2 separate regions of the Homo sapiens genome follow, and region 1 is linked to region 2. Evidence: read pairs that join two places in POLR2A ChIA-PET (ENCODE). Cell type or tissue: OCI-LY7. All regions are shown on one strand.

Region 1 (2,500 bases), 380 kb after region 2:
CAGCTTCCCCATCCCCACTCTTAGGGCACAAATGCAGGTGCAGCTTCCCCATCCCCACTCTTTAGGCACAAATGCAGGTGCAGCTTTCCCATCCCCACTCTTAGGGCACAAATGCAGGTGCAGCTTTCCCATCCCCACTCTTAGGGCACAAATGCAGGTGCAGCTTCCCCATCCCCACTCTTAGGGCACAAATGCAGGTGCAGCTTCCCCATCCCCACTCTTAGGGCACAAATGCAGGTGCAGCTTCCCCATCCCCACTCTTTAGGCACAAATGCAGGTGCAGCTTCCCCATCCCCACTCTTTAGGCACAAATGCAGGTGCAGCTTCCCCATCCCCACTCTTAGGGCACAAATGCAGGTGCAGCTTCCCCATCCCCACTCTTTAGGCACAAATGCAGGTGCAGCTTCCCCATCCCCACTCTTTAGGCACAAATGCAGGTGCAGCTTTCCCATCCCCACTCTTAGGGCACAAATGCAGGTGCAGCTTCCCCATCCCCACTCTTTAGGCACAAATGCAGGTGCAGCTTCCCCATCCCCACTCTTAGGGCACAAATGCAGGTGCAGCTTCCCCATCCCCACTCTTAGGGCACAAATGCAGGTGCAGCTTCCCCATCCCCACTCTTTAGGCACAAATGCAGGTGCAGCTTCCCCATCCCCACTCTTAGGGCACAAATGCAGGTGCAGCTTCCCCATCCCCACTCTTTAGGCACAAATGCAGGTGCAGCTTCCCCATCCCCACTCTTAGGGCACAAATGCAGGTGCAGCTTCCCCATCCCCACTCTTTAGGCACAAATGCAGGTGCTGTGAGCGCTTTAGAATCCTCTGCTGCAGGTGACTTTGCTTCAGCGAACCACAGAATGTTCACATGGTTTTATGCATTTGTTATTTCAGGGAAAATCAAGGTTAAAGATGTCTTCAGAATTTGTATTTTTGGGCTGGGCACGGTGGCTCACACCTGTAATCCCAACACTTTTGGAGGCTGAGGCAGGCGGATCACGAGGTCAGGAGATCGAGACCATCCTGGCTAACACGGTGAAACTCCGTCTGTACCAAAAATACAAAAAAATTAGCCGGATGTGGTGGCGGGCGCCTGTAGTCCCAGCTACTCGGGAGGCTGAGGCAGGAGAATGGCGTGCACCCGTGAGGCAGAGCTTGCAGTGAGCCGAGATGGTGCTGCTGCACTCCAGCCTGGGCTACAGAGCAAGACTCTGTCTCAAAAAAAAAAAAAAAAGAATTTGTGTTTTTGAAACTAAATATAGCAGGTCATTAGTTACTTATAACTGGTGTTTTATTAATAAAAGAAGAAAAAATTTAAAAACAGCCATGATTCCAGCTGCACGGAGCCTGGATGGGAAAGTGCATCCTCTGGGCTGAGCACGGTGGCTCACACCTGTCATCCGAGCGGGCTGGGCGCAGTGGCTCACACCTGTCATCCCAGCACTGCGGGAGGCCGAGGCGGGTGGATCACCTGAGGTCAGGAGTTCAAGACCAGCCTGGCCAACATGGTGAAACGCTATCTGTACTAAAAAGACAAATTTAGCAGGGCGTGGTGGTGGGTGCCTGTAATCCCAGCTACTTGGGACGCTGAGGCAGGAGAATCTCTTGAACCCGGAGGCGGAGGTTGTAGTGAGCTGAAATTGCACCACTGCCCCCCAGCCTGAGTGACAGAGCGAGACTTTGTCTCAAAAAAAAAAAAAAGAAAGAAAGTGCATCCTCTGGTAGGCCTTGGGCCGGGGGCGGGCATGAGAGAGCTGCGCTGGGATGCGCTGCCAGGGCACACTTGGTGGGTCACACACTCTTGTCAACTGTTTGGGGGCTGGAGAGTAGTAGCACTCAGCTCACACGGGCCTTCTGCAGGGAGTGGTGGGAGGGCCTGTGAGTAAGGGCTCCGGAAGGCCCATCATTGGGACCTGGTGCCGCCAGTGGGAGCAGGAGGAGCCTGTGCCTTCTCTGGCGCCAGTCATCCCAGATGCCACTCAGGGCTTGGCTGGGTTTGCCAGCTCTCCAGGTTGGCACTGGTAACGCCAAGATGGTCCTGGGAGCCCATCTCCATTCAGCCTCGAGTTCCCTGGCTTCACTGAGGGAGGAGCCGTGATAAGGTGGCTGTGGGTTCGCATTTTGGACTTTGTTATGTCAGAGTCTGCTGTGTTTTGTGTTTATGGTGGCAGCTGGATGAGGGCCAGCGACTTCAGGTGTTGACTGTCATGGTGGGCCCAACAGTATCCCTGCAGCCACAGCATCCTGCCTGCTGCCCTTTGCCTGTCCTGCAGACGCCAAGGCCCTAGAGCTTTGCTTTGATGGGATGTACCCATGTGGGTGGACACTGGAGGGAGCTGGAGGGGATAGAAGCGGGGCCTTCACTAGGGGCCAGGACAGACCCTTGCACTGTGAAAAGAGGCCTGGGAATGGAACTGTCCGATGTTCTGAAGGCACACGGGGCCCCGCCGTCTGGAGCAGGGGCACCTTGCGGGCTGCATGGCCACTCTGTGACGCTCGTTCCC
Region 2 (2,500 bases):
TGAATAACGGCAGTGGCCTGACCACGTCCCCAAAGTGCACGAGTTGTAACTTAATCCCCAATGCAACAGTGTTGGGGGCTGGCGCTTTCGGGAAGGAGTCTGGGTCATAAAGGGTTTGCCCTTCCGAATGGATTTGTGCCCTATAAACAGGACTCATGGCAGTGGGTTCTCTCTTGCTCTTCCGCCTTCTCCCATGTGAGGACACAGCAAGAAGGCCCTACCAGATGGCAGCACCTTGATCCTGGACTTCCTGGCCTCCAGACTGAGAAATAAACTTCTGTTTACTTATAATAATTTATAAATTTATAAAGCAAACTTTATAAATGTTTAAATTTAAGTAATGTATAATTACCCAGTCTCAGGTATTCTGTCATAGCACAACAAGCAGGCAAAACACTTGTCAATGGCCGGGTAGCACCAAATGACTTCAAGTACCAAGCATCCTAATTAGTCACAGCCAAGTCGCCCAGCTGTGTGAGTTCACAGTGTGGGGGACGGGGGACAGGGGGCCGTGCACGTGCACAGTGTGCGGGGATGGGGGCTGCGGGGACAGAGGCTACAAGGTAGGCCCCACAAGGCTGGCTGGAGGACCTTGAGAACCTGTGAGGCAACTGGGCACAGAAAGGCCAAGATTCCTGTCCAAGGACACGCAGCAAGTAAGGGGGCCTGTGGCCTGTGCTTTCCCTGCCCTCCCCCAGGTCAGGACTTGGGCCCCTCTTCTTGCATCTGAGTCCCTGGTCACAGTGCCGTCCTCACCAACAACCTGGGGGGGGTGGGGGGAGGGGAAATGGCGAGTCAAGAGGGCACCAGCCAATCAGGGCTTCCCTGGGGGCAGGCCCCGCCCCTCCTCGACCCCTCCCAGAGCCCCCAGGCCCCGCCCCTCCTTGCCGCCTCCCAGAGCCCCCAGGACCCATCCCTGAGCTGTTTGGGGAGACACAGGCAACCCCTTCTTTGGCTGGCTAGGGTTTCACGAGCCTCGGGAAAGAAGATGCAGCTAAAATTAACCGCTATCAAGCTGTCAGCCCTGGAAATAAACCTGCCTCCCATTGGCTGCCGGTGACGTCACTGCTGGGTTAATAATAGCCGCCGAGTGCCTAACGAACCACCTGTGCATGGGGCACAGCCAGGCCATCACCCCGGGGCCACCGTCGCAGGCAGGTGGAGGCTGGCAGCCCAGAGGCAGACAGGGGCTTGGAGGCAGGGTGGGGAGCAAGGCCAAGGCCGCTCTCTGGCCCCCAGTGTCACAGGATGACCTCAGCCCTGGCCTGGCCCCAGAGCAGGTGTGGATTCATTTTCCGGTCACGGAGCATCTCGTCTGCTGGCCCACCTGGGCCCCCTGGACGGCCACCAGGACAAGGCCCACCCCCGCGGCCATGCCTTGGGGCTGGCTCCCAGGGGACTGAGCATGCCCTTGAGGCAGCGAATTAAACAGTCTCCATGGCAGCAGAGGAGCTCCTGCCTCTGGAGCCTCCCTTAGAGGAGCAGCTCATGTCCCCCCAGATCAGAGAAGCTGGGGCTGGGCTGGCAGCGGGCAAACATGCCTGCAGGTCAGGCCACAGACCAGGGCCAGCCACGGCCCCGACAGCCCACCCTCCAACCCGGTATCTGGGTGTGCCTGAGGCAGACCTGAGTCTACCAGGGAGGCCCAGGAGGGATGCAGCCCCTCCGCCAGGGGGAAGGGCGGCCTGGCCTGCCACCCCGACCTGCAGGCCCCAGCAGGGAGCGTTGCCATGGTGAGAGGCAGCAGCAGCAGGATGCCCTCCCTCCAGGCCCTGCTGCCCGGGAGCCCAGCACCCACCCTGGTGGGGAGCAGACAGCACGTGCTCCTGCCGCAAGCAGCACTTTCTGGGCTTCTGGGCTTCCAGCTGCAGTCCCCGCTAGCCCCTCCCGGCCCCTGGCCATTACAGCCCATTGCAGGCTGGGAGGCTAAACAGGAGGCCGGGGTCACCGACCAGGGTGGGGTCACCTCTTGGACCCAAGAAGGGCAGCCCCTGGTGCCAGCACAGGGGCGCTGTGCCCTCCAGTGCCCAGAGGCAGAGGGGAGAGCCTGGGTAGGGTCTGCAGACCATTGACCCTACAGCTGCCTCCTCTGGGCCCTGGAGGAAGAGGGGGCCATCAATTGTGTCTCATTCTGCAGCTGGTCCAGAGAGAATGGGGGGTCCAACGTCTGTGGTCAGGTCTGGAGAGAATGGGGGGTCCAGTGTCTGTGGTCAGGTCTGGAGAGAATGGGGGGTCCAGTGTCTGTGGTCAGGTCTGGAGAGAATGGGGGGTCCAGTGTCTGTGGTCAGGGCCCCCTCAAGGGCCCACTAAAGCAGAGCTCCCTTCCTGGGCCCCACCCAAGGTCCCATCTCCTCTCCTATGTAGCCGGCACCAGGTTCAAGGGGGATCTCTCAAGGTGGGAAATTGCCCTGGGGAACCTGAAGTTCATTAGCAGCTCTGGAGGCCCTGTTTTCACCTCTTTGAATAGCCCTTCCCTCAATTAGGCAGCTGGGAATCTTAT

What was found. ChIA-PET counts read pairs that join two places held together with the same protein. Peaks named below come from ENCODE experiments on the same cell type or tissue, not always from the same donor. Only the 100,000 strongest peaks of a DNase experiment are listed, where the experiment ranks them.
Region 1: POLR2A ChIA-PET joins it to region 2 with 6 read pairs; 2 of 35 experiments call an interaction of 5 or more read pairs at or near these places.

The regions. Positions count from the first base shown.
Region 1 is chr20:63,879,677-63,882,176 of GRCh38, forward strand. All of the region lies in intron 4 of TPD52L2 (TPD52 like 2), which reads left to right. Among named protein-coding and RNA genes, the nearest start is that of DNAJC5, 14 kb to the right of the region's middle. RefSeq lists enhancers at 1,254-1,423, 1,965-2,134. In OCI-LY7, no CTCF peak of the experiment used is centred here; no DNase peak of the experiment used is centred here; H3K27ac peaks cover 125 bases.
Region 2 is chr20:63,501,175-63,503,674 of GRCh38, forward strand. It overlaps LOC124904955 (a long non-coding RNA gene), which reads left to right. Exons shown (of 2, transcript XR_007067719.1): 2 at 151-294. It overlaps LOC105372725 (a long non-coding RNA gene), which reads left to right and starts at 884. Exons shown (of 3, transcript XR_937004.3): 1 at 884-1,280. RefSeq lists enhancers at 640-1,145, 1,146-1,651. In OCI-LY7, no CTCF peak of the experiment used is centred here; a DNase peak (open chromatin) is centred at 1,057; H3K4me3 peaks cover 566 bases.